2 separate regions of the Homo sapiens genome follow, and region 2 is linked to region 1. Evidence: chromatin loops called from intact Hi-C (ENCODE). Cell type or tissue: mammary epithelial cell. All regions are shown on one strand. Links, peaks and the distances in the headings refer to the core of each region. The heading gives the core; the rest is flanking DNA.

Region 1 (12,526 bases), core at 7,683-10,182:
GCGGTGGGGAGCGTGTGACCCCGGCTCCAGGGCCGAAGGGGACCCGCTGGCCCTCACAGAGCGCCTTCGGGTAAAACGCGCTTTCACACGCAAATAACTTCCATCCAACCATCTAATAAATACACATTTGGAGTTTATTTTGTATCAGGCACTGCCATAGCTACTTCCCTACTGATGAACGAGAAGACGGTCCCTACCGTCCCCGTCAGGGAGGTGACCTAGAAACCAGATATTTAACGTAAGTAAGGATTTCCATCATAGTTGTGATGCTGCGAAGTAGTGCAGTAAGTAGCGAAGTAGCGAAGTAAGGTTTCCAAAGGAAGTGACTTTTAATCTGAAACTCAGGGATGAATAGGAATTGGCTAGAAGAGGGAAAGGAAGAGCCTTCCAGACAGAAGAAATGCATTTATTGAAGGCCCTGAGAAGGCAGAGAGCTTGCAGATTTGAGTAACTAACAGGCTAGGAGGTTCGAGGAGGGATGGGGCCATGTGAGCCCAGGCCGGCGGTGGAGCAGGGCTGGCGGGCACGTTAAAGGCTGTCCATTGGCGGCAGCAGCAGCAACATAACAGGAGCTGTCATTTTGTCAGAAGTTTCCAACCAGAGCGACTCCATCTTGAACAGGGGCTGGGTAAAATGAGGCAGAGACCTGCTGGGCTGAATTCCCAGGAGGTTAGGCCTTCGTCACAGGATGAGACAGGAGGTCAGCACAAGATAAAAGGTCACAAGACCCCGCTGATAAAACAGAATGCAGCAAAGAAACTGGTCAAAACCTGCCAAAACCAAGACAGGAAGGTGACCTCTGATCGTCCTCACTGCTCATTATACGCTAATTATAATGCATTAGTATGCTAAAGACACTCCTAGCAGCGCCAGGCAGTTTACAAATGCCATGGCAACGTCCAGAAGTTACCCTATATGGTCTAAACAGTGGAGGAACCTTCAGTTGGGGGGGATCCCCACCCCTTTTCTGAAAAATTCATTACTAACCCACCCCTTGTTTATCATATAATCAAGAAATAACCATAAAAATAGCCAACCTTAGGCCAGGAGCGGTGGCTTACGCCTGTAATCCCAGCACTCTGGGAGGCTGAGGCTTGCAGATCACCTCAAGTCAGGGGTTTGAGACCAGCCTGGCCAACATACAGTGAAACCCCGTCTGTACTAAAAATACAAAAGTTAGCCAGGTGCTGGGCGCGGTGGCTCACGCCTGTAATCCCAGCACTTTGGGAGGCCAAGACGGGCGGATACGAGGTCAGGAGATCAAGACCCTCCTGGCTAACACGGTGAAACTCCATCTCTACTAAAAATACAAAAAATTAGCCGGGCGTGTTGGCGAGCGCCTGTACTCCCAGCTACTCGGGAGGCTAAGGCAGGAGAATGGCGTGAACCGGAGAGGCGGAGGTTGCAGTGAGCCAAGATCACACCACTGCACTCCAGCCTGGGGGACAGAGCAAGACTCCCTCTCAAAAAAAAAAAAAAGAAAAAAAGTTAGCCAGGCTTGGTGGCACACGCCTGTAGTCCCAGCTACTTGGGAAGCTGAGGCAGGAGAATCGCTTGAACGCTGGAGGTGGAAGTTGCAGTGAGCCAAGATCGTGCCATTTGCATTCCAGCCTGGATGACAGAGCGAGACTCCATATCAAAAAAACAAACAAACAAACAAAAAAAGTTGAAAGAGGCCTGGAATCAGATATCAACTTTAGATACTAGGGAAGTATGATTTTTTTTTTTAATCTCAGCTCACGGGAACCTCAGCCACCCAGGTTCAAGCCATTCTCCTGTCTCAGTCTCCTGAGTAGCTGGGATTACAGGCACGTGCCACCAAGCCCAGTTAACCTTTGTAGGGATGGGATTTCACCATGTTGTCCAGGCTGGTCTCGAACTCTTTTTTTTTCTTAAACATTTTATTCATTTTATAGAGAGATTTCTTGTTTGCTTTTGTTCTGATCATTAGGAGAGTGGTTGAGGAGTATTGAATCCATCACTACTTTGATGACACAGGTAAGAGTCCAGATTCACATTTCCAGGTACCAGGAGTTCCCTCTAAATGCCACAATCAAGTCAGCCTTCATTTACATTTCTTTCTGCTGAACACAGCAATGCCCATTGGTATCTCTGAAGCGTAATCGCATCTTAAGTAAAGCAGCTGTTTGGAATTTAACACTCCCCTTCTTTTTTGTCTTATAAACTGAACTGCATCTACGTACTTCATTCCACATTCAATCAAAGCAAGTGCAACCAGCACAGGTGCCCTTCCCAATTCCACAACGCAATGCACTGCAACACAGCAACCTGGCTCTTCACGAAATTTGGTGTTTAACAGGTTTAACCAATCATCTACTATCTGATTAGGGGATGGAGCTCCATCATCAAATGGCCAATCTAGAACGTGGATTCCTTCTTTTTCAACTGGAGCTTTATCATATGTAGCATCACAAACTCAAACCGAAGTCGTCACTCCATACTTCTTAAGTTCCTCTGTGAACTTGTTGAGAGTAGCATTGGTAGGGTTGTGAGTTATCAGAAAACACATGTTCTCATAGGAGATCTCCACAGGGGCTAGACGGTTCATTACGGCAAATAAAAAGTGTGAGCGTGCCTGTGAGTGTGATGGGGAAAGTGAAAAAAAAAATCAATAAATCTTGAAATGTTTAACAACAGAAAACATTAAAAAGACCATGAAAATGCCTATTATCAATCAGTGTTTTCTCTATTCAACTTGTTTATTCCTTATGAAGCTTCTCTCTTCAAGATAAGCAAAGTATTTAGAATCCACTTGAATCCAAATTCAATTTGGGCCTCAATTTCTGCAGATGGATACCTTCGGACTCCAAAAAACCCAACTACATACAAAACTGAAGCAGCCTTTACTACATTTAGGCACTAGTGAGACAAGTTAAAAGTGTAGGTCACTTTCCACTTGTTTACTTGATGCTTAATTTTACTGGAGTCATTCAAAGAAATATGCTTGCAATTAAAAAAAAAAAGCTGGCCGGACGCGGTGGCTCACGCCTGTAATCCCAGCACTTTGGGAGGCCGAGGCGGGCGGATCACGAGGTCAGGAAATCGAGACCATCCTGGCTAACACGGTGAAACCCCGTCTCTACTAAAAACACAAAAAATTAGCCGGGCGCAGTGACGGGCGTCTGTAGTCCCAGCTGCTCAGGAGGCTGAAGCAGGAGAATGGCCTGAACCCGGGAGGCAGAGCTTGCAGTGAGCCGAGATTGCGCCATTGCACTCTAGCCTGGGCGACAGAGGGAAACTCTCTCTCAAAAAAAAAAAAAAAAAAAAAAAAAAAGCTGCCGGGGTGCGGTGGCTCACGCCTGTAATCCCAGCACTTTGGGAGGCCAGGGCGGGTGGATCACGAGGTCAGGAGATCGAGACCATCTTGGCTAACATGGTGAAACCCCGTCTCTACTAAAAATACAAAAAATTAGCCGGGCGTAGTGGCGGGCGCCTGTGGTCCCAGCTGCTCAGGAGGCTGAGGCAGGAGAATGGCGTGAACCCAGGAAGCGGAGGTTGCAGTGAGCTGAGATCGCGCCACTGCACTCCAGCCTGGGCGACAGAGCGAGACGCCGTCTCAAAATAAATAAATAAATAAATAAATAAATAAATAAATAAATAAATAAATAGCCAACTATTTCTGAGGCCAGTCTCGGTGTCCAGAAGTCTTCAAGGCAATGTTAATTATGGCACATAGAACCTCCAAGCTCACTTGTCAGCGAAAACGCTGTGCTCAGCCTGGCAGAAATCTGCTCTCACATTCAGAATCGCCATAAATGTGCAACGTATATTCCAACGAAAAACGCTGGCGAGCTGGGGACTGGGCATTGAAGTCCGGCGGCGGCGGGAGCGAGGAGGTGCCTCTCTCCTCAGTCACCTGGGCGGCGGCGGCGGCGGCGGCTGCGGTAGCGGTGGCGGCGGCTGCGACGACTCCCCCCGAGCCTCGGCGCGCGACGCCCGGCCCGGCGGCGGCGGCGCCTCTCCACCGATCCGTTTTGCTGCTGCTGCGGCCGCCGCTGCATTTCCTGCTGCCGCCGCTGTCCTGTGGCGTCGCCTCGCGCCGTGCCTGGCCGCCGCTGCCGCTCCCTCGAACTCTTGACCTTAAGTGATCCATCTACCTCAGCCTTCCAAAGTGCTGGGATTACTTCTAAATTCTCCAGACAAGTTTTGCCTCCAGATGGCCTGTTTGATGGTCAACATGTGGTCTTTGCTCCTTAGATTGCTCCTTATCTAAATTGCTCAGATAAGAACTTTTTGTCTCCGGGGCCCGTTCGCTCTCTCACCTTTCTTAGGGTCTAGATTGGGACCCCTTTCCAGTAACAATTTTACAGATTGGGAAACAGAGCCAGAGACAGGAAATGACTTCGGCAAGATCAATAACTAGTAAGGAAAGCAGCTCTGGGCTAGAACCGGGAACTCTTAACTTCCAGAGCAGGGTTCTTGCTGCTCTTCCCCAGGCAGTGCAACTTGTCAGGCTGCCTATCTGATCAGGGAGGGCTTGAGTAAGGCTGCTCCGGGGCTGGGAGTGGCCCACTCTCCAGAAGGACTGCACTAGGTGTGCTAGATGTGGTGGCTCACACCCGTAGTCACAGCACTTAGGGAGGCCGAGGCAGGTGGAGCGCTTAAGTCCAGGAGTTCGAGACCAGCCTGGGTAACATGGAGAAACCCTGTCTCTACAAAAATCATCTGGGCACAGTGGCCTGTGTTTGTGGTCCCAGCTAGCTCCTCAGGAGGCTGAGACAGGAGGACGGCTTGAACCCAGGGGTTTGAGGCTGCAGTGAGCCATGACCACACCACTGCACTCCAGGCCAGGCAACAGAGTAAGACCCTGACTCAAAAAAAAAAATGTCTAGCCCATTGCAGTGGCCCCTGATCCTAAGAGGTTGAGGCAGGCAGATCACTTGAATCTAGGAGTCCAAGACCAGCCTGGGCAACAAGGCAAAACCCCTCCTTCTCTACAAAAAATACAAAGATTAGCCCAGCATGATGGCATGTGCCTGTGGTCCCAGCTACTGAGGAGGTTGAGAGGGTAGGCTCGCTTGAGTCTGGGAGGTCAAGGCTGCAGTGAGTCCAGATGGCACCACAGCACTCCAGGCCAGGGACTGAGCAAGGTAACACATTATCATCTGTTTATTTAAGGCTCTGTAAACAGTGGTTGTGGGAGGGAGGGGGAGATTCAGGGACACTGTGAGTGAAAGACTTTTATAATAGGGTCTTTAGTACTGTTTGATCCTTTTTTTTTTTTTTTTGAGATGAGTCTCGCTCTGTTGCCCAGGCTGGAGTGCAGTGGTGCCATCTCCTGTCTCAGCATCCCAACTAGCTGGGACTACTGGCATGTCTTGGGGTGGGGGGAGGGGTCTCAAAAAAGAAAGAACTTACTGACAACAGTATAGGTTTGGAAAAGGAAAGTTTATTAGAAAGGAAGAACACTGCAGCAGAGTGCAGCAGGTGCCTCCACGGGAGGACTGAGTGCGCTGTGGTGGATTTTCCTTAGGAGCATGTATGGACCTTAAGGTGAGAGCTTAGGGTTGTAAAATGAGCTTCAGCATGGCATAGAATGTACAGAAATTTTACGTTGTGAGGGCAGAGCCCTCAGGAATGGGGTTGGTGCCTTTGTAAGGGAGGCCAGAGAGAAAGCCCTACCCCTTTCTACCATGTGAAACCACAGTGAGAAGGCATAGCTCATAAAGCAGGAAGTGAGCCCCCACCAGACACTGAATCTATAAGCACCTTGATCTTGGACTTCCTAGCCTCCAGAAGTGTGAGAAATAAGTGTTTGTTGAATTTTTTTTTTTTTTTAAAAAGAATGTATAGACATTTTAGTTACTTATAAAAGTTGAAAGAGGCTTGGAATCAGATGCCGACTTTAAATACTAGGGAAGTTTTTTTTGTTTGTTTTTTCTTTTGAGACAGAGTCTCCCTCTGTCGCCCAAGCTGGAGTGCAGTGGCCTGATCTCAGCTCACTGCAACCTCTGCCTGCTGGTTCAACCAATTCTCCTGTCTTAGTCTCCTGAGTAGCTGGGATTACAGGCATGCACCATCATGCCCGGCTAATTTTTGCAGGGAGGGTGTTTCATCATGTTGGCCAGGCTGGTCTCTAACTGTTGACCTCAAGTGATCCACCTGCCTTGGCTCCCAAAGTGCTCACAAAGTGTGTGTGATTCACCATGCCTGGCCTTTATTACTTCTAAATTCCCCAGGCAAGGAGTTTCGCCTCCAGATGGCCTGTTTGATGGTCAACAGGTGGTCTTTGCTCCTTGGATTGCTCCTTTTTTTTTTTTTTTTTGAGACGGAGTCTTGCTCTATCACCCAGGCTGGAGTGCAGTGGTTCGATCTCTGCTCACTGCAAGCTCCGCCTCCCGGGTTCATGCCATTCTCCTGCCTCAGCCTCCCGAGTAGCTGGGACTACAGGTGCCCCGCCACCACGCCCAGCTAATTTTTTGTATTTTTAGTAGAGACGAGGTTTCACCATGTTAGCCAGGATGGTCTCGATCTCCTAACCTCGTGATCCACCCGCCTCGGCCTCCCAAAGTGCTGGGATTACAGGTGTGAGCCACTGCGCCTGGCGGATTGCTCCTTATCTAAATTGCTCAGATAAGAACTTTTTGTCTTGGGGGGGGTGATTTTTGCTCTCCTCACCTTTCTTTGGGTCTAGATTGGGACCCCTTTCCAGTAACAATTTTACAGATTGGGAAACAGAGCCAGAGACAGGAAGTGAGTTGGGCAAGATCAATAACTAGTAAGGAAAGCAGCTCTGGGCTAGAATCGGGAACTCCTGACTCCCAGAGCAGGGTTCTTGCTGCTCTTCCCCAGGAAATGCAACTTGTCAGGCTGCCTATCTGATCGGGGAGGGCTTAAGTAAGGTTGCTCCGGGGCTGGGAGTGGCCCAGTCTCTAGAAGGACTGCACTAGGTGTGCTAGATGTGGTGGCTCACACCTGTAGTCACAGCACTTAGGGAGGCTGAGGCAGGTGGAACACTTGAGTCCAGGAGTTTGAGACCAGCCTGGGTAACATGGAAAAACCCTGTCTCTACAAAAATCATCTGGGCACAGAGGCCTGTGTTTGTGGTCCCAGCTAGCTCCTCAGTAGGCTGAGGTGGGAGGATGGCTTGAGCCCAGGGGTTTGAGGCTGCAGTGAGCCATGATCACACCACTGCACTCCAAGCCAGGCAACTGTTGGGAACAAGCCCCGCAAAATCTGGCCATAAACCGGCCCCAAAACTGGCCATAAACAAAATCTCTGCAGCACTGTGACATGTTCATGATGAACATAACGCCCACGCTGGAAGGCTGTCAGTTTACCAGAATGAGGGCAAGGAACACGTGGCCTGCCCAGGGTGGAAAACTGCTTAAAGGCATTCTTAAGCCATAAACAATAGCATGAACGATCTGTGCCTTAAGGACATGCTCCTGCTGCAGTTAACTAGCCCAACCTATTCCTTTAATTGCCCATCTCTTCGTTTCCCACAAAGGATACTTTTAGTTAATTTAATATCTGTAGAAACAATGCTAATGACTGGCTTGCTGTTAATAAATATGTGGGTAAATCTCTGTTCAGGGATCTCAGCTCTGAAGGCTGTGAGACCCCTGATTTCCCACTTCACACCTCTATATTTCTGTATGTGTGTCTTTAATTCCTCTAGCGCCGCTGGGTTAGGGTCTCTCTGACCCAGCTGGTCTCGGCAGCAACAAAGCAAGACCCTGACTTAAAAAAAAAAAAAAGTCTAGCCCGTTGCGGTGGCCCCTGATCCTAGGAGGTTGAGGCAGGCGGATCACTTGAATCTAGGAGTCCGAGACCAGCCTAGGCAACATGGCAAAACCCCTTCTCTACAAAAAATACAAAGATTAGCCCGGCATGGTGGCATGCACCTGTGGTCTCGGCTACTAGGGAGGTTGAGAGGGGAGGATCGCTTGAGCCTGGGAGGTCGAGGCTGCAGTGAGTCCAGATGGCACCACAGCACTGCAGGCCAGGCCACAGAGTGACAGAGCAAGATAACACATTATCATCTGTTTGTTTGCTTTTTTTTTAAGGCTCTGTAAACAGTGGTTGTGGGAGGGAGGGGGAGAGTCACACTGTGAGTGAAAGCCTTTATTTATTTATTTATTTATTTATTTGATAATAGGGCCTTTAGTACTGTTTGATCGCCTTTTTTTTTTTTTTTTTGAGATGGAGTCTGGCTCTGTCCCCCATGGCTGGAGTGCAGTGGTGCCATCTCCTGTCTCAGCCTCCAGACTAGCTGGGACTACTGTCATGCATTGGCTGGCTAATTTTTGTATTTTTAGTAGAGACGGGGTTTTGCCTGGCTAATTTTTGTATTTTTAGTAGAGACGGGGTTTCGCCAGGCTGGTCTTGAACTCCTGACCTCAGGTGATCCACCCGCCTTGGCCTCCCAAAGTGCTAGTATTGCAGGCATGAGCCACTGCGCCCAGCCTGAGTTGTGACACAACTCATTACTTTTCCAGTAGTGTGTGTGAAGCAAGTTGGCTGGGCTCTCTGCGTGCTCTCCAGCCCATCTCATCTTTTGCTCCTGGCTAGCCTACCCCTCTGCTTATGTGCTCCAGAATACCCCAGGATTGCTTTGTCTCTGCCCGTCTAATCCAGTTGCCTGCCTATCACACAGCCCAGCTCAGATCGCAGCCCACCTTGCCAAAGGATGAATGAGTCCTTCCCTATCTGGCCACCAGAGAGCAGCCTACACCTAGGACATGCCTTGGGTAGGCTGAGACGTTGAAGAGGCAGGCCACTTTGATCTGAAATGCTGAGGCTGCCAGCTGGCTTTGAGGTCCAATGCCCCCTCTACCCAAGGTTCCTGGGGCAGAAAGAAGTATAGTCCCATCCAGTGAAGGTGGTGATAGACTTGTCCCCTATCTCTACAAAGCTTGGGACTCCCCAGGCCAAGCATGCCAAGGCCACCCTCTCCCACACTGGTTCTAGGACCTCAAGATGAGGGGCATTTCCTGGACCAGGGCACAGACTCATCAGACAGATGTCTGGGGTCCTGGGGTTCCACAAGAGGGGGATCAGGGTAAAGGCACATCTCTTAAAAACAGGAGCAGCCGGGCGCGGTGGCTCATGCCTGCAATCCCAGCACTTTGGGAGGCCAAGGCGGGCGGATCACGAGGTCAGGAGATTGAGACCATCCTGGCTAACACGGTGAAACCCCGTCTCTACTAAAAATACAAAAAATTAGCCAGGCATGGTGGCGGGCGCCTGTAGTCCCAGCTACTCAGGAGGCTGAGGCAGGAGAATGGCGTGAACCCGGGAGGCGGAGCTTGCAGTGAGCTGATATTGCGCCACTGCACTCCAGACTGGGTGTCAGAGCGAGACTCTGTCTCAAAAAAACAAAAAACAAAAAACAGACAAACAACAACAAAAAAAAAACAGAAGCAAATGGCCAGGCACAGTGGCTCACGCCTGTAATCCCAGCACTTGGGAGGCCAAGGTGGGTGGATCACTTGAGGTCAGGAGTTACAGACCAGCCTGGCCAACATGGCGAAATCTCATCTCTACTAAAAATACAAGAAATTAGCCAGGCGTGGTGGCAGGCGCCTGTAGTCCCAGCAACTTGGGAGGCTGAGGCAAGAGAATCGCTTGAACCCCGGAAGGCAGAGGTTGCAGTGAGCCAAGGTCGCACCGTTGGACTCCAGCCTGGGCAACAAGAGCAAAACTCCGTCTCAAACAAAACAAAACCAAGCAAAACAAAACAAAAACAAAGAAAAAAACCCCCAGGAACAAGTGGATGCAGCCATCCTGTTCCCCACCCCCTACCACAGGGCTCTGGGACTTCCTGCACACTCCACAGCTCAGTCTTGGTCAGCCCATCTTTAGCTGGAAGGAGCCCAAGGCCACTAGATTCTGAGAACTCAGTCTAGCCAAGGACTCACTGGCCCTGCTTCCTCCCAGTTCATCAGAGAGACATGGGAGGAATTTCTTCCCAAGGAAGTCCTAGGCCACTCCCACTTTATTCAGATTATATGCCATAAAATTTACTAATGTAAGGCTGGGCGCGGTGGCCCACGCCTGTAATCCCAGCACTTTGGAAGGCCAAGGCGGGCAGATCACGTGAGGTCAGGAGTTCGAGACCAGCCTGGCCAACATGGCCAAACCCCGTCTCTACTAAAAATACAAAAATTAGGGTGTGGTGCCCCATGCCAATAATCCCAACTACTCAGGAGGCTGAGGCAGGAGAATCGCTTGAACCCGGGAGGCAGAGGTTGCAGTGAGTGAAGATCGTGCCATTGCACTCCAGCCTGGGCAACAAGAGTGAAACTCCATCTCAGGAAAAAAAAAAATTAGCCAGGTGTGGTGGTGCGTGCCTGTAATCCTGGCTACTCAGGAGGCTGAGGTGGGAGAATCCTTTGAACTTGGGAGGCAGAGGTTGCAGTGAGCCAAGATTGTGCCACTGTACTCCAGCCTGGGCAACAGAGCAAGACTCCATCTCAAAAAAAAATTTACCAATGTAAAGTGTACAATTCAATGGGTTTTAGTATATTCACATAATTGTGCAGCCATCAGCAGCCTAACTTTACATTTTCATCATTCAAAAAGAAACTCCATACTCCTTGGGAGTCACTCCCCATCATAACTCTCTCCCCAGCCCCATCTGGCAGCCAGCTCCTGGTATCCACCAAATCTGTGTCTATGGGTTTGTCTATTCTAGACATTCCAGATACACGGAATCATAAATTGTTGGTCTTCTGTGGCTGGTTTTTGAGGTCCATTCATGTTGTAGCATGCATCAGTACCTCATTCTTGTTAATTGTAGAATAATATTCATCATGCCCATCCCACCTTTTATGGATCCATTTATCAGCTGGTGGACATCGGGCTGTTTCCATTTTGGGGCTATTATGAATAATACTTCCATGAACATTTCTGTGCAAGTTTTTGTGGGTATGATTTCATTTTTCTTGGGGTAGATAAGAAAGTGGAATTGCTGGGTCTTACGTTAATTCTGTTTAATATTTTTTTTTGAGACAGAGTCTCACTCTGTCATCCAGGCTGGAGTGCAGTGGTGCGATCTCAGCTCACTGCAACCTCTGCCGCCCGGGTTCAAGAGATTCTCCCGCCTCAGCCTCCTGAGTAGCTGGGATTACAGGCACCTGCCACTGCGCCTGGCTAATTTTTGTATTTTTAGTAGAGACGGAGTTTCATCATCTTGGCCAGGCTGGCCTTGATCTCCTGACCTCATGATCCACCCACCTCGGCTTCCCAAAGTGCTCGGATTACAGGCATGAGCCACTGTGCCCAGCCAATTCTGTTTAATATGTTGAGGAACTGCCAGACTGCTTTCCAAAGCAGCTGCACCATTTTACATTCCCACCAGCAGTGAATTGGGTTCCAATTTCTCCTTGCCAACACTTGTAATTTTCTCATTTTTTTTGAGATGGAGTCTTGCTCTGTTGCCCAGGCTGGAGTGCAGTGGCGCAATCTCGGCTCACTGCAAGCTCCGCCTCCCAGGTTCACGCCATTCTCCTGCCTCAGCCTCCCGAGTAGCTGGGACTATAGGCACCCGCCACCATGGCCGGCTAATTTTTTGTATTTTTGGTAGAGACGGGGTTTCACCGTGTTAGCCAGGATGGTCTCGATCTCCTGACCTCGTGATCCACCCGCCTCGGCCTCCCAAAGTGCTAGGATTACAGGCATGAGCCACCGCGCCCGGCCCAACACTTGTAATTTTCTTATTGCCTTTTTAGTGGGTGTGATGTGGTATCTCATTGTGGTTTTCATTTGCATTTCTGTAATGACTAATGGTGTTGAGCATCTTTTCATGGGTTTATTGGCCATTCATATTGCTTACTTGGAGAAATGCCTATTCAACCCCTTTGCCCATTTAAAAAAACTGAGTTGTTTTTATTATTGGGTGTAAGAGTTACTTATATATCCTAGATACAAGTCCTTTATCAGATATATGATCTACAAATATTTTCTTCTATGAGGGTTGTCTTTTCAGTTTCTAGATTCTGATCTTTGAAGCACAAACCCTTTTTTTTTCTTTTGAGATGGAGTTTCACTCGTCGCCCAGGCTGGAGTACAGTGGCACGACCTCGGTTCACTGCAACCTCTGCCTCCCGGGTTCAAGCGATTCTCCTGCCTCAGCCTCCCAAGTTGCTGGGATTACAGGCATGCGCCACCACACTCAGCTAATTGTTTGTATTTTTAGTAGAGACGGGGTTTCTCCATGTTGGCCAGGCTGGTCTTGAACTCCTGACCTCAGGTGATCCGCCTGCCTCGGCCTCCCAAAGTGCTGGGATTACAGGTGTGAGCCACCGTGCCCGGCGAAGCACAAAAGCTTTTAATTTTGCTGAAGGCTAACTTATCTATGTGTTTTTTTTTATTTTTTATCACTTGTGCTTTGAGTGTCATATCTAGAAATCACTGGCTAACTCAAGGTTAGGAAGATGTACTCCTATGGTTTCCCCTAAGAGTTTTATCGTTTTCACTTACATTTTAGGTCTGGAATCCACTTTGAGGTAATTTTTGCATATGGTGGGGATAGTGGCCCAAATTTGTTTCTTTGCATGTG
Region 2 (15,868 bases), core at 4,891-7,390, 560 kb after region 1:
AGATGCCACAAACCCATGAGTAAATTGAGCAGTCCGAGGCCTGAGAACCATCCCCAGTGAAGCCACAATAGTCCTAGTTTTAATTTTTTTGCAGCTTACAATTTCATGTGATTATTATTATTATTTTTTGGAACATGATTCTGCTGCTAAAAATGCGTTGGAAAACACTGGGCTTGATTCCCCCTCTAAGGTTACATTAGAAGAGGACATGTTTCCTGTTACTACAGTAATTTGTTTTTCCCACCTCCAAGACAAGGGACAGTGGTCTACATTCAGGCTGGGAAAAGGGTGTCGGAGAGAAGAGGGCTAGAAGGATAGGTGTGGTGGGAGGAAAGGCGCTCTGGGAAGCCCCCGTGTTCCCAATGTGCTGCCAACTCCCCAAGGCTACCACTGGGACGCACCGCTTGCCCCTGCCCCCGCTGAGGTGAGCCTCTCTCTGCCTCCTGCTGCTTCGTGCTCCATCCTTTGAGTACAATGATGGTCCTTTGCCCGCAGCACCCTGTGCCCAGCAAGGTGGGCTTATAAGGCCCCAACCTGCCACCTACATTGTCGCAGCTCCTTCTTGAAGGCCTTGTGGTTCCCCAGCTCTTCCAGGAAGACCTGGCCGGCTTTGCGGAGGGTCTCAGAGCTCTTCTTGGTCAGGAACCAGCCGAAGTAGAGCGGCAGGAAGTCCTTCTCCAGCCCAGGCTTCAGCTTCTTCAGGTCATCAGCCGACAGCTGCCACTGGTTCTTCTCCTTGAGCTGGGCACAGTCCAGCCGCCACGCCGTCTTGGGCTCCACCAGCACCACCTGGTACTGGTACTGGTCGGCCATTTCAAAGAGCTGCTCCAGCCGTTCCCGTTCGTGGTTGGTGTCATCAAGCACAAGAATTCTGATGTCCCGGCGGCGGCAGTAGGCAGCCAGGTCCTCATCGAGCCGCTTGTACTCCTCGGAGAAGGCTCCTCGAGCGCCGGGGGTGATCTTGTAAGCGTCAGCCGACACCATCTTGGTGCCATCACGGTACTTGTCCACGATGACCCGTGCCAGCGTGGACTTGCCGCTTCCTGGCAGGCCGCGCAAGATGAAGAGCGTCTTGCACTCTAGCAGCGTGGCCACTGTGTCCTCATCCTGAAGGAAGGGAAACTGCAGCTCAGGCTTGTCCTTGGCCCCTGAGGATGACATCTTGCGGAAGAAGATCTTGGGCAGGAATGTGTGGCTTTTTCGGGAGAAGCCTCTGTTCTGTGTAAGGAGGGGAAGAGATGTCAGCCCAGGTCATTCGCGGGCTCCCCGCCGGCCTTACCCCTAGTCCCTAGACTGGTTGTGGGTGCCTTCCCAAGCGGGGCAGTGCTGGACCTTCTTTCCCTTTCGGTCCGGGAGCACCTTTCCGCTTCTGGTCGTGGAGGAGGAAGAGGGAAGCTTGTCTGAAGCTCTCCTAAGCGTGCGCTTTCCCCATTCCTGCCACTTCGGAAAGGTAAACGTGCTGGAGGCATGCGGGGCGCGCCAGGAGCCTGCGGTTCTGGGACTGGCCTCACTCTTATATGCTTGGCACCTACTAAGGACGTCCTCTTTGGAGGTGGGGGTCTCTGTGTCTGGGCCAAGCCACAGCTGCCACGGCTGAGTGCACAGAGAAGGGGGGGAGTGGAGAAGGGTTACCCCAAGACTGCCTCCCTTCCCCCAACAATGGCCGCAACAGATAATACTCTCTTGTCTGGCATGCGGGTACAATGGTCCCACAGAAGGGCTGGTGGGGGGCAGGGCAGGAGAGCACTGGACAAAGGCCCTCTTTCACCAAGCCTGCCACCTCCTCCTCTACCCTCTCCCGGCCCCCACAAAGTCGTGGTCTTTGTGCCTGTCCAGAACAGGGCAGCACAGGGCACCTGCAATTAGGATCCAGCTCTACCCGCCGCTGTGCTGTGTGTCAGAAGCGCCTCTCGGAGCCACTTGTTTTCCTATCTTCTAGAAGCCACAAGGGACGGCAGCTTTTACCGTAAAGGGTCCCCTCCTCTGAACTGGCTCCACCTCCCGCCCGCACCCGGGCGCGGGGCAGCGGTTCCGCGTGATGAGACTGGGCCCGGGGAGGGGGCGCCGAAGCGGCTGCCCCAGCGCGGGCCTGCGTGGGGTCGGGAGCAGCTCCCGGGCTCCCGGCCCAGGCCCACCCAGGCTCCCAGAGGCGCAGCAGCTTCTGCGGTCCCGAGTTCCCTCCTGAGAAACACCACCGTTTCCCTTTACAGCGGCCTCTCCGGCACCCCAAAACCCCTCCGCTTCTCCCAGACCTCAGGGCCGCCCTGAGTACCAAGAAAACTGGAAGTCGAACCCGGAGCCCCGGGTCCTCGTTTGCAAGACGCTTCCTCCCGAGGGGCCCCGACACTCGTTTCCCGCCCTGGTGCTACCCCGTGCCCGGCCCCGCCCGGCCTCTCACCATGATGAGGAGGGGCGCCACCGTCGCCGCCTCTGCCGGCACCAGCGCTCCGGGGCCGCCCGCCTGCGCGGAGGGACACGGGAGTCCAGCGGTGGCACGACCCGAGCCCGGCCGCTTTACATAGCCCGGGGGGCGGAGCGGGCACCCGGGCGGGCTGGGGGCGGGCCGTCTCCTCTGCGCGCAGGCGCTGCGAACCAAAACCCGAAACTCTCGCCGCGCGCGGGAACCTCGGCCCGGTCCCGCCCCCTGCGCGCGCCTGCTCCCCACGCGCACCCACCCACTGCGCCTGCGAGCTGAGCGGCCACTAGCTTTTTCTGCGTGTTGAGGGGTAACTCAGTCACCCTCCCCGGTCCCGTGGATTAGCAGGAAGTGAGTGAGGCAGGGTCGTGCAAAGTCGGATCCTGTCTTTAATTTTTGATATTTTATTCATCATGGACTTTTGCATTAATTAAAAACTTTTTTTTTTACCACATTGGATTAAAATATTATCATGCAATTTGCTGGCATTCCGGTAAACTCTGCATCTGAAATGCCTCACTGGCCTCATTCGTCCAGGCCCTGTGCCAGCCGAAAGTCAGTCTCAGCCCCGACCTTTCCTTCTAGGAGCTGTGGAGACAGACCAGGATGGCAATGGCCAAAGGGACAGATGAGTAACGGAGTGAAATCCTAACATCCTCTGAGGCCAGATCCTCAGCTGCCACCTCCTCTGTGAAACCACTGAGAGCTCCGTTGGATTTTTGAGTTTCCTGTCCAAGTGCTGTGCTAAGCACTCAGTCCTCGCAGCAACCCCTGAGGCAGGTATCCCATTGTTCAGAGGAGAAGCCAGCTTGGAGAGCCTGATTTACCTGATTATGCCACCCAGAGGTGTCAGAGGCGGAGTCTGTCTGCCCTCCCGACTCCCAGGCCACTCCCCTATCTTTGGCCTCACTCCCAGCATTCGCTTGGTTCTGGCTTGCGGCATTCTCCTACCTGTGACAGCTGGGGCCGCCCCACCACTGTTCCATCCATAAAGCCTCCCCGCTGTCCTGCGCACTGGAGGGACTCAGTCAGTCACCGGTGTGTGGGAAGCACCTCTCCTCCCAGGCCTTCCCCTCTCCTCCCTGTGACTTCTTGTTCCCTGTAGCGCCCGTATCTTCACCCTCCTGAAACCCTTTCTTCTTGGCACCTTTCTCATTTCTTCCACGATGCTCTTCCAAGAATGGGCAGGGGTGAAGAGGCAAAGTGACAGACTCAGGGTTTGCAAGAGTGAAAGACACCTATTTAATGGCAAAATAGTGATGGAAAGCAGCAGAAGTAAAACCCTCATTTTTCCTATAACAGACAAATCGCTTGAAAATCCAGTTTAATAAAATCCCATGATCCCTCTGAACACCAGCTTCCTGATCCTCATCTCTACCGATGGCTTCATTCATATTCCTTTTCCATCTCATTTCCTGTTTTTTTCGTTTCTCCTATTTCTCCAAATTGTGTTTTTCCCAGTTCTTCTGGCTCTCTTCTGCCCACTTCTGAAAGTTTCTTTAGTTCTTCTGGTTCCTGTCTGCTGAATTCTCCTGAGAGTCTTTGCTCTAATTCTCCCGAAGGCCTCCTATAAATTTCTCTTGACTCTCTTCTGCCAGCTTCTAGTAGCTTCCTGCCTGTTTCTCCTGATCTTGTGCCTAATTCTCCTGACAGGCCCTTGGCAACTGCTCCCAAATCGCTTCTGGCTTTTCCTGCTTCCACACTCTGCTTTCCGCTTGCTGGGCTCTGCAGAGCTTCCCCAAAAGCCTCATCGTCCTCATCTGTCTCTTTCTCATCCTCACTATGGTCCCACTGCTTCACCACCTTCTCGGGCTCATCTCTCACTCTCCTCATGTCCTTCTCTCTTGTTATTATTCTATCTTCATACAGTGAAGCTTCTGAAAAATAAGAGAAAAGCGGGAAGAAAGATAAAAGTTTGTTCATGTCAGGCCGGGTGCGGTGGCTCACGCCTGTAATCTCAGCACTTTGGGAGGCTGAGGCAGGCAGATCCCTTGAGGCCAGGAGTTCCAGACCAGCCTGGGCGACACAGTGAGACCCTGTCTGTACTAAAAATACAAAAATTAGCCAGGCGTGGTGGTTGGCGCCTGTAGTCCCAGCTACCCGGAGGCTGAGGCAGAAGAATCGCTTGAGCCCAGGAGGTTGGGGCTGTGATGAGCCAAAATCCAGCCACTGCACTGCAGCCTGGGTGACAGAGCAAGACCCGTCTCCAAAAAAGAAAGAAGAAAAAAAAGAAAGAAACTGTTCATCTCTGTGGAGGCCTGTGCTTTTGAGAGGCCGATGAGAGAAAGGCCCTGAGAATGACTGTTTTTGCCAGCTCTTTAAATTGGTGTTGACAGCACACCTTTCCAAAAGCAGAGAAAGGGAACCATCATTGACTGAGCCCAGCTCCGTCCTGTGCATCACGTGAGGGCTGTATAGCTTATCCCATCCAGACATCATGAAAATGCGCACTGCCGTTGATTTGAGTTTGCAGTCAAGGGACCTGAGATCGATAGAAAAGAAATCACACGGCCGGGCGGCATGGCTCACGCCTGTAATCCCAGCACTTTGGGAGGCCGAGGCAGGTGGATCACCTGAGGTCAGGAGTTTGAGACCAGCCTGGCCAACAAGGTGAAACCCCGTCTCTACTAAAAATACAAAAATAAGCTGGGCATGGTGGCAGGCGCCTGTAATCCCAGCTACTTGGGAGGCTGAGGCAGGAGAATCGCTTGAACCCAGGAGGCGGAGGTTGCAGTGAGCCAAGATTGTGCCATTGTACTCCAGCCTGGGCAACAAGAGCAAAACTCCATCTCAAAAAAAAAAAAAATTAACCGGGAGTGGTGGCACAAGACTGTAGTCCCAGCTACTCAGGAGGCTGAGGCAGGAGAATCACTTGAACCTAGGAGGCGGAGGTTGTAGTGAGCCGAGATCGCGCCACTGCACTCCAGACTGGGTAACAGAGGGGAGACTCCATTTCAAAAAAAAAAAAAGGCACAGTGGCTCATGCCTGTAATCCCAGCACTTTGGGAGGCTGAGATGGAGGTTGCAGTGAGCTGAGATCGCGCCACTGCACTCCAGACTGGGTAACAGAGGGGAGACTCCATTTCAAAAAAAAAAAGGCACAGTGGCTCATGCCTGTAATCCCAGCACTTTGGGAGGCTGAGATGGAGGTTGCAGTGAGCTGAGATTGCACCACTGCATTCCAGCCTGGATGACAGAACAAGACTCCGTTTCAAAAAAAAAAAAAAAGAAAGAAAAGAAATCACACAATGGTCACACTGCAAGTGTGCAAGTGAGACAGAATTTGAACCCAGGACAGTCTGACCCCAGAACACCTCTTTTCCCTGCAAGAAATAGCATAGGTGCTGGAAAATGACAGAAGGATTTTCTCCAGCATCTTCATTCTGACACTTTCTCTTTGTCCCTGGGAAGCACATTCATTATTTGTTGGGAGGTTTCCTATGAAAATATAGAAAAAACATAAGGAAAAAGATAGGTTTCCTATAAAGATATACGCTGCTAACAAAAAGTTCAGCTGAAGAGTTATTTTACAAGCAAAGGGATCCTTGCTCCTAAATTTTTTTTTTTATCAGTTATGGAGAAAAGTTACATCCCCTTCTGCGTCTCCCTTACATTCTCCTCCTGGAAACCACTAGTTACTGAGGTATCTGCAGAGGGTCTCAGGTCTCAGGGGGTCACAGCCCTTTGGTGGTGAAAACAGATGCAATGCTGCCACCTGCTGTTCTGAGAGGGACGTGCCCGGCAGTTCTCCAGGCACAAGGACGCAGGCCAGGGTAGGGAGACTGGGGTGTTGGCTGCTTCCCCGCAGAGTCTCTCTCCACAGCTGTTGCTCCTGTGGCTTCTCAGAGCAGCTCAAAGGGCATGTGGGGGCGGAGACAGAGCCCCTCTGAGGGGGTCCAGCCACCACAGAGCAGGTGCTGGATAATAAAGGGCTGTCATCTGGCTGCTCAGGTGCCCAGAAACCTCCCGCTGCCCTGCCTGGACCAGAAAGGATTTCAGCCTTGCAGCCTGGAGGGCTGCAGCCAAGAATCTGCATTGGGCTCTGTCCTCCCGGACCTCCAGCCCCAGCTCTGTTCACTGCAGTCTGGCTGGAGTGAGAGCTCCACAGACTGGGGCAGGAAAAGGCTGTCTGTGTCACTAGAAACAGTGTGGCACGGGCCGACGCGTGGGTTCTAGAGCAGACTGCCCAAGACTGAAAACCACTGTAGCCTCTAACCCCTCTGCCTCCATGTCCTCCATAAAGTCAAGCTAATAACACTTCCTTCATAGTGTTCCTGAACAGATACAGATAGGATGAGTCCGTGCACACAGTCTTTGAAAGAATGCCTGGCCTGCGGGAAGCATGAATGGGGGTCGGCTACTGCGCTTAACACCCCTGTTCCTCTAGGCCCCTCTCCAGTGGGGTAGGGCTGCTCAGCCATCTTCTGCTTCTCCTTCCCTCACTCCCTCCCTGCAGGAAAGGAGAGCCCAAAGGCAGGGGGCCAAAGGCCTGTTTACTCCCTGGAGACCTTGTGAGAAAGAATGTGGTAAGGCACAGCTGTCAGGCAGCCTCTGCACCTTATGCCCCTCTGCACCTGCCCATCACACTGCTGGCCCGAGAGCAGCGCCGCAGGTGGGGAGAGTGGGGCCCCGAGTCACCCCTCCCTAGCTACATGACTCTGGCAGAGCACTCACCTCACTCAGCCTCCCTTTCCCCCCACAGCACCTACACCTCCTAGTGGGGTAAAGACCCAACAAGATCACTCCTGTCTGGTGCTTAACCCAGTGCCTAGCACACAGTAAGAGCCCCCAAAGTGTAGCTACTGTTATTCTGTCTCTGTGCCTCTGGCCCTGCTGTTCCCTGCTGGAAAAATGCCTTTCTTCTCCCACTTCTCTCCTGGAAAACTCCTGGGCATCTTTTGGAGTTGGAGGTAGAAGATTTTTCCTCGTCGAAGCCTCCTCTGCCTCCCCAGAGGAGCCCACGCCCCGTTGCATGCACCCTCATGGCAGCACACCTCCACCTCGGTGTAGCACCTGTGTGCAGGATCCCAGCAGCTGACAACTCCACTGGTCAGCCTTGCCCAAAGGGCCATGGGCTCCTCCAGGGCAGGGATGGGCCTCTCTCCCCAGAATCTAACACCTTCCAGGTACATGACAAGTGCTCACCATATACTTGATGAATCAATTGAAGAGAGAAATGAGTGCGCTCTGGGGCCAGACAGTCCAGCCCATGGTGGGCTGAATCCTCACCCTCTACTGCCCCAGAGATAGGCTAGGGCTGCTGGTGGCACTGAAATTAGAATGCACGATGGGCAGTGCCAAGCCCCCAGATTGGGGAGCTGCTGTCGCATGTGTCTCGGACTAGAGGAAAAGAAAGCAGAGGGAGAATGCTGAAGTTGCCTTTTCAGAGTTTCAGGAACTCACCTCCCTCGCTTTTTTCTTTGAGATTCTCCACGTAGTTGGTTTTCCTCAGTTCTCTGATGATACCCTTGTTGGCATCGTCCAAGGCCTGTGGATGGTAGAGGGAGCTTAGCCCCTGTGTTTGGCACCTACACCATTAATTTTCCCCACCCAGATCAATCCCAGAAGGCAGGGCTCTGGTGGGAACCTGCCACCCTTGGTTTCCCTCTGGCCCCTCCAATGACCCCTACCCTCAGGTTAATCTACACTTACTGACTCAGAATGATCCACACAAATTGTGTCTGGGAGATACATGACTGCGAGTCAGTCAAATGCATTTCTCTTTGGCTTAGGCATGTATTGGGAGTTGTGTCTATCTACTCATTTCTACCTTTAGATGAACTACCTAAAGCTGCTTTTGGCTTCAGTCAATGCAAAAAGACAATCCAAACCTGCAAGCACTCAGCAAGGCAGCACTGAAAAGACCCAGAAACACACCAAGGGGACAGGCTGGGGGCTGGCCTGCCTTCAGAAGGGCCTTCCAGAATGTCTGCAGTTTCCCCAACTCGAGTGCATGATCCACAGGGGCCTGGAGCCCCTGTGAGCCTCTGGAGGGCAGGTCTTGCCTTCTTGCTCATAGCAGGCCCGTGGCTGGCACTGACAGAACACCAGCTACACATGGTAGTGTCTACTGAGCAGCTCCGGGGCCTGGATGCACTCTCTTGTGGTGTTGGTCTGCCCACCCCCCACCTCCCTCCCACTGTGAGCCTTCCTACCTGGAGTTGCCAATCCAGGAGGGTGAGGGGTCGGGGGCCTGGTCCCATGAGGAGTCAGTGAGGGTCACAGGTACCTTCTCTCTGCCCCTAACCCTTCAAACTACTGCCTAGCCTTCAAGGTGACCTCAGATCCTCCTTGTTGGAAAGCCTCCAGCTCTGCCTCCCAGCTGGGGCTCTCTCACTCTGAATTCCCCTAGTCCCCTATGGCACTGGTCATGAACCAGGGTTTGTGCTTTGTTTTTTGTTTGTTTGTTTGTTTTTTTTTTTGAGACAGAGTCTCGCTCTATCATGCATGCTGGAGTGCAGTGGCACGATCTCAGCTCACTGCAAGCTCCGCCTCCTGGGTTCACGCCATTCTCCTGCCTCAGCCTCCTGAGTAACTGTTTTTTTGTTTGTTTGTTTTTTCTTTTTAAGAGACAGGGTCTTGCTATGATGCCCAGGCTGGTCTAGAACTCTTGGACCCAAGTGATCCTCCTGCCCTCAGCCTCCCAAAGTGCTGGGATGACAGGTGTGAGCCACTGTGTCTGGCCTTTCGTTGTAATCTTCTTGTGGGCTAGGACAATGGCCGCACACATTTGAGCTTGGCAGCCTGGAGCCAATCTACACTCGGCGAATATTTCCTGAACTGAACGGCCATGCTGTCTGTCTGCAGGGCGATCACATGGAAGTATGTGGCGCATGGTACATCTGGCAGGGCTGCAGTGAGGTGGGTGCTCTTCGCCTGGAAGCCAGAGCTGGGGACATGGCATTTATGACGAGGACGACAACATGCTAGGCCTGGGCTTCCCTGGGCCGTATGGTGGCAGAGGATAGACTGCGCCTGCTGGGGTCTTTTGGGTATGATTTCTCCGCCATGAGAGGGCAGTGTTAGCCTTACCACAGTCCTCACAAACAGCTCACCATGAACCTGCCTCCCAAAAAACAGAGGTGATCAGATCACTTCTCTGCTGTCCACAGCCCTTCAAGTCCAGGCTGGTGTGCTGACTGTCTGGGGCTCTGTCACCACCATCCCCCGCCACCGGGAACCCCCCAGCTCTGGGACCCAGGCCAGGATCTCTCTTCTGCCGGCCACCAGCCCTCAGCGCCGACCTCCCACGTCTTCAGTGCACTTGCCCCTCCTCGGCCTGGCCAGCTCTGCTATCCTTGTCCTTCAGAGCACAGCATGAGGTCTTCCTCCCACTGGGAGTGTCCTGAGCCTTCACTTCTCAGGGTCCCTGCTCTCTTTGCCCAGTGCCTGCAGACCCCAGGCTGGTCCCTGAGGCCATGCCCCTTTGCTGCCCACAAGTTATGCAATCTGGCTTCTTTCAATGATGGCATAAGCTCCCCAAGGACAGGGGCCCCGTTTACTTCACTCCAGCAGATACTTCCTGGGGTCCAGCTGCGTGCCAGTGGTGCTCTGGAATTTGGCTGTGGGAAGGGCTTAAGGAAGCTGTCTGGTCAGAAGCAGGAGGAAGAGGCCTGGGTGAGTGTGCACCTGTGAAGTTGGTGTGCAGACTTTACTAAGCTTGTGCGTCCACCTGGATGCACTGGGAGTGGGTGGGGTGGGGGAGCCCAGAGCACCTCCAAGTTTCTCCCCTGGTCTCTGCCTCCTGACACAGTCTAGGCCAGCACTATTCAACAGAAATTTCTGTGACAATGGGAATATTCTAGATCTGTATTATGTAGCACCCATAGGCCACATGTAGCTTTTTTTTTTTTTTTGAGACGGAGTCTCGCTCTGTCGCCCAGGCTGGAGTGCAGTGGCGTGATCTTGGCTCACTGCAACCTCCATCTCTCAGGTTCAAGCAATTCTCCTGCTTCAGCCTCCCGAGTAGCTGGGACTACAGGAGTGTGCCATCACACCTGGCTAATTTTTTGTATTTTTAGTAGAGACAATGTTGGCCAGGATGGTCTCAATCTCCTGACCTCGTGATCCACCCGCCTCGGCCTCCCAAAGTGTTCGGATTACAGGTGTGAGCCACCGCACCCGGCCTCACATGTGGCTATAATGACTTGAAATGTGGCTAGTGTGACTGAGAATTTTACATTTTATTTACTTTTTTTTTTTTTTTTTTGAGATGGAGTTTCGCTCTGTTGCCTAGGCTGGAGTGCAATGGCATGATCTTGGCTCATGCAACCTCCACCTCCCGGGTTCAAGCGATTCTCCTGCCTCAGCCTCCCAAGTAGCTGGGACTACAGGTGTGTGCCACCATACCCGGCTAATTGTTTGTATTTTTAATAGAGATGGGGTTTCACCATGTTGGCCAGGCTGGTCTCAAACTCCTGACCTCAGGTGATCCATCCATCTCGGCCTCCTAAAGTGCTGGGATTACAGGCATGAGCCACCACACCCAGCCTAGTTTTAATTAACTTTAGCCTCACGTGGCTAGCAGCTGCCTCCTTAAGCAATGGAAGTCTAGGCAATTACAAGTGCACAACGTGGACTTTGATGGGGGACATATCAAGGCTGTGAAACCTGATGTGAGGGCTCCTCACCCAGACTGAGGGGTCAGAGAAGGCCGCCTCAAAGAGGGGACATCTAAGCTGAAACCTAAAGGTTGAGTGGGAGTTAGCCAGGTGAAGGAGGTGGGAAGGGAAGGTTTAGAATATTCCAGGCAGAGATAACAGCATATGTTATGAGGCATAAGAAACCTGTTTAGGCCGGGTGTGGTGGCTCACACCTGTAATCCCAACACTTTAAAAGGCTGAGACAGGAGGATCGCTTGAGTGCAGGAGCTCTCAAGTGCCCAGCCTGGGCAATATAGTGAGACCTCATCTCTACAAAAAATAAAAATTAAAAATATCAGCCAGGCATGGTGGCCCACACCTGTAGTCCCAGATACTTATCTCTTGAGCCCAGAGATCAAGGCTGCAGTGAGCTGTAGTCACACCACTGCACTGTAGCCTGGGTGACAGAGCAAGACCTTGTCTCAAAAAAAGAAAAGAAAAAAGAAAGCCTGTTTAGGAAGACAGGAAGCTGGTATTGGCTGGAGCTGGAATGCAAGGTGATGGGGGCTGGGGACTGACCAGCAGGAAGCTGGAGAGGCCCACAGGGGAGAGCTTACCCAGTGCCTTCCTACCCCTGTGGGAAAAAGTCAGGAACAGAGACAGCCAGGAAGTAATAAAAGGTTTAGGCAAGAGAATGAGGAAATCACACTAGATTTCTTGTCTCCTGGAGGTGGTATTTTTCAAACTGCAAGTCCTAACGTCAATTTAGACCCTGGGCCACTGACTGGTCCATGGCCTGTTAGGAACCGGGCCACACAGCAGGAGGTAAGCGGAGGGTCGGCAAGTGAGCATTAGGCTGTCAGATCAGTGGCGGCATTAGATTCTCATAGGAGGGAGAACCCGATTGTGAACGGCACGTGAGGGATCTATGTTGCATGCTCCTCATGAGAATCTAATGTCTGATGATCTGAGGTGGAACAGTTTCATCCCGAAACCATTTCCCCCACCACCGGTCCATGGAAAAACTGTCTTCTGCAAAACTGGAGCCTGGTGCCAAAAAGCTTGGGGACTGCTGATAAGAGAAAATGAGGGCTGGGTACAGTGGCTCAGTCCCAGCACTTTGGAAGCCCGAGGCAGGAGGATCACTTGAGTCCAGGAGTTTGATACCAGCCTGGGTAACAGAGTAAGACCCTGAGTCTACAAAAAATAAAAAATTAGCCCCCAGCATGGTGACATGCATCTGTAGTCCCATCTAGATGGGAGGCTAAGGTGTGAGGATTGCCTGAGCCCAGGAGGTCAAGCCTACAGTAAGCTATGATCTCACCACTGTACTAAGTCTGTGTGACAGAGAGACACTCTGTCTAAAAATAAATACATAAAAAGCAAAAAGAAAATAAGAAAATAAGGCTAGGCACAGTGGCCCATGCCTGTAATCCCAGCACTTTGGCAGGTCAAGGCAGGAGAATCATTTGAGGCAAAGAGTTTGAGACTAGCCTGGCCAACATACTGAGACTCCGTCTCTACTTATTTATTTATTTAGAGACAGGGTCTCGCTCTGTCACCCAGGCTGGAGTGCAGGGGTGAGATCACTCCTTGTTACAGCCTCAACTTCTCAGGCTTAAGTGGTCCTCCCACCTCAGCCTTCCAAGTGGCTGGAGTGAGTCACCACACCCGGCTAATTTTTTTTATTTTTTAGAGATAGGGTTTCGCCATGTTGCCGAGTCCCAGCAACACGTTGGGTCCCAGGCTAGGTCCCACCATACATGGCCCCATCTCTATTTAAAAAAAAAAAAAAAAAAAAAGGCCGGGCATGGTGGCTCATACCAGTAATACCATCACTTTGGAAGGCCGAGGCGGGCAGATCACCTAAGGTCAGGAGTTCGAGACCAGCCTGGCCAACATGGCTAAATCCCATCTCTATTAAAAATACAAAAATTATGGCCAGGCACAGTGGCTCACACCTATAATCCCAGCACTTTGGGAGGCCGAGGCAGACAGATCATTTGAGGTCAGGAGTTCCAAACCAGCCTGGCCAACATGGTGAAACCCCATCTCTACTAAAAATACAAAAATTAGCTGGGCGTGGTGGGGGGGCGCCTGTGATCCCAGCTACTCGGGAGGCTGAGGCAGGTGAATCGTTTGAACCCGGGAGGCGGAGGTTGCAGTGAGCCAAGATCACACCATTGCACTCCAGCCTGGGTGACAAGTGAGACTCAGTCTCAAAAAAAAAAAAAAAAAAAGCTAAGTACAGTTTACACGTGTAATCCCAGCACATTGGGAGGCTGAGGAGGGTGGATTGCCTGAGCTCAGGAGTTCAAGACATAGTGAGACCTCATCTCTACAAAAAAATTTTAAAATGAGGCAGGAGGATAACTTGAGCCCAGGAGGTCGAGGCTGCAATGAGCCATAACAGTGCCACTGCATTCTGACCTGGCCAACGGGAGTGAGACCCTGTCTCAATAAATAAATAAATAAATAAAAATAAGAAAACAGAATGTAATAGGAAATATCAGCATGCAGAGTACGTAGCAGAGGTAAATATATTTTGTAAAATTTTTGTTTCTGGCTGGGCACAGTGGCTCACGCCTGTAATCCCAGCATTTTGAGAGGCCAAGGCGGGCGGATCACAAAGTCAGGAGATCGAGACCATCCTGGCTAACAGTGAAACCCTGTCTCTACTAAAAATACAAAAAATTAGCCAGACGTGGTGGGGGGCGCCTGTAGTCCTAGCTACTTGGGAGGCTGAGGCAGGAGAATGGTGTGAACCCGGAAGCGGAGCTTGCAGTGAGCCGAGATCACGCCATTGCACTCCAGCCTGGGCAACAGAGCAAGACTCTGTCTCAAAACAAATAAACAAACAAACAAAAAAACGGCTGTGGAATGGCGCCCAAGCAGGCTGAGGGGGAACTGAAGGCCTGACCACCCAACCCCACTCCTGACACCCGAAGCCCGGCGGGTGGAAAGGCTCACACTGATGATGGCCTGCTGCGCCTCGTTGTTATGCACAAGCTTTGCTCTCTCCAGGGCCTTCTCAAAATTGTTCACGGCTGACTCGAAGTCTCTCAGCTTCACTGGAGAGCAAGGGGAGAAGGCACAACACAGGTAGAGTGTGACAACGTGTGGTGCATGATGGAGCCTCTGGCTACTCGAGCACTGCCAGGGCCCATCAGAAGCTTGTGTGAGCTGTAGTCGGACCCAGGCCCCAGGGAAGCATCACTGAGCTGCTCAGCACCATCCTTTCCACCGTGTTCCTGGGCTATGTCACCATCGAGAACCAGGACTGAGGAACCTGGGCCTCATTCAAAGGCGTTGGTGAGAGAAGGGGACTGTGGTGCAGTCTAGTGCATACATCATATGTCTCCAGAGTGGAGGAGAAAACCGCATCCTGCTCCATCTTTAGATTGTTCTGGAAGACGAATTTTTTTTTTTTTTTTTTTGAGACAGAGTTTCACTCTTGTTGCCCAGGCTGGAGTGCAATGGGGCAATCTCGGCTCACTGCAACCTCTGCCTCCCAGGTTCAAGCGATTCTCCTGCCTCAGCCTCCTGAGAAGCTGGGATTACAGGCACATGACACCACACCTGGCTAATTTTGTTTTTTAAGTAGAGATGGGGTTTCGTCATGTTGGTCAGGCTGGTCTTAAACCCTGACCTCAGGTGATCCACCTGCCTCGGCCTCCCAAAGTGCTGGGATTACAGGTGTGAGCCACCGCTCGGCCAGAAATTCATATTTTTTAAATGGTCATTCATTTTTTTCAAAAATGATATGCAGACCAAAGCACAGAGGGCTGGATGCAATCCATGGGCCAGCTGCTGGAACCTCAGCTGTCTCGAGTCCAGGCCCCACTCAGGTACAATCTGAACCCGTAGAAAAAGCGGCTCATCTGGGCTCTCCGTGCCAATTAGTGCTGGAGCTGGGACTGAAATGATTAGCAGATTGATTGAGTGATTGATTTGAGCCCTCAGAGCTTCATTTCATTTTAAAAAATTAAATACATATGTCAGGCCGGGCGTGGTGGCTCACGTCTGTAATCCCAGCACTTTGGGAGGCCAAGGTGGGCGGATTGCTTGAGGTCAGGAGTTCGAGACCACCCTGGCCAACATGGTGACATCCCCATCTCTACTAAAAATACAAAAATTAGCCAGGCATGGTGACGGGCGACTGTAAACCCAGCTACTCGGGAGGCTGAGGCAGAAGAATTGCTTGAACCTCAGAGGCAGAGGTTGCAGTGAGCCGAGATCGCGCCACTGCACTCCAGCCTGTGTGACAGAGCAAGACTGTCTCAAAAAAATTAATTAATTAAAAATAAATACATACATACATAGGCTAGGTGCGGTGGCTCACACCTATAATCCCAGCACTTTGGGAGGCTAAGGCAGGCGGATCACTTGAACCAGGAGTTCAAGACCAGCCTGGGCAACATAGTGAGACCCGATCTCTACCAAAAATACAAAATTAGCTGGGTGTGAGGCCGCATGCATGTAGTCCCAGCTACTCGGGAGGCTGAGATGGGAGGATCCCTTGATCCCAGAAGGTCAATGTTGCAGTGAGCCCAGATTGCACTGCTGCACTCCAGCCTGGGTGACAGAGTGAGACCCTGTCTCTCTCTCTCTCTCTCTCTATATATATATATATAATTAAATTAATAGAGACAGGGTCTCACCATGTTGCCCAGCCTGGTCTCGAACTACTGGCCTCAAGCAATCCTCCACCTTGGCCTCCCAAAGTGCTGGGATTACAGGCGTGAACCACCTCACCTAGCCAAGAGCTTCATAAAGGAGAAAGTGCTTACCAGCCAAGGTCTTCACAAACCACTGCTTTCTTTTACAATTGAGTATATCCAAGATCTATCCTCCTCCCAAGCACTGCTTT

What was found. A loop is a pair of places that touch in the nucleus more often than their neighbours do. Peaks named below come from ENCODE experiments on the same cell type or tissue, not always from the same donor. Only the 100,000 strongest peaks of a DNase experiment are listed, where the experiment ranks them.
Region 2: it touches region 1 in a loop (14-fold over the local background); 4 of 110 quality-filtered maps call a loop at or near these places.

Annotation. Positions count from the first base shown.
Region 1 is chr17:42,523,580-42,536,105 of GRCh38, reverse strand. It overlaps the pseudogene PTP4A2P1. Among named protein-coding and RNA genes, the nearest start is that of NAGLU, 6.4 kb to the left of the region's middle. RefSeq lists enhancers at 73-152, 3,417-3,466 and a silencer at 3,827-3,976. In mammary epithelial cell, for the core only: a CTCF peak has its summit at 8,674 (motif pointing right); a DNase peak (open chromatin) is centred at 8,685.
Region 2 is chr17:41,953,418-41,969,285 of GRCh38, reverse strand. ODAD4 (outer dynein arm docking complex subunit 4) reads right to left here. Exons shown (of 12, transcript NM_031421.5): 10 at 13,969-14,069; 11 at 7,820-7,904; 12 at 2,783-4,293. The coding sequence ends at 3,803. It overlaps CNP (2'',3''-cyclic nucleotide 3'' phosphodiesterase), which reads right to left and starts at 2,491. Exons shown (of 4, transcript NM_033133.5): 1 at 2,399-2,491; 2 at 546-1,218. The coding sequence starts at 2,401. RefSeq lists enhancers at 344-901, 902-1,459, 1,460-2,017, 3,119-3,218, 7,922-8,527 and 3 more and silencers at 1,989-2,178, 2,309-2,748, 6,051-6,200. In mammary epithelial cell, for the core only: a CTCF peak has its summit at 6,135 (motif pointing left); no DNase peak of the experiment used is centred there.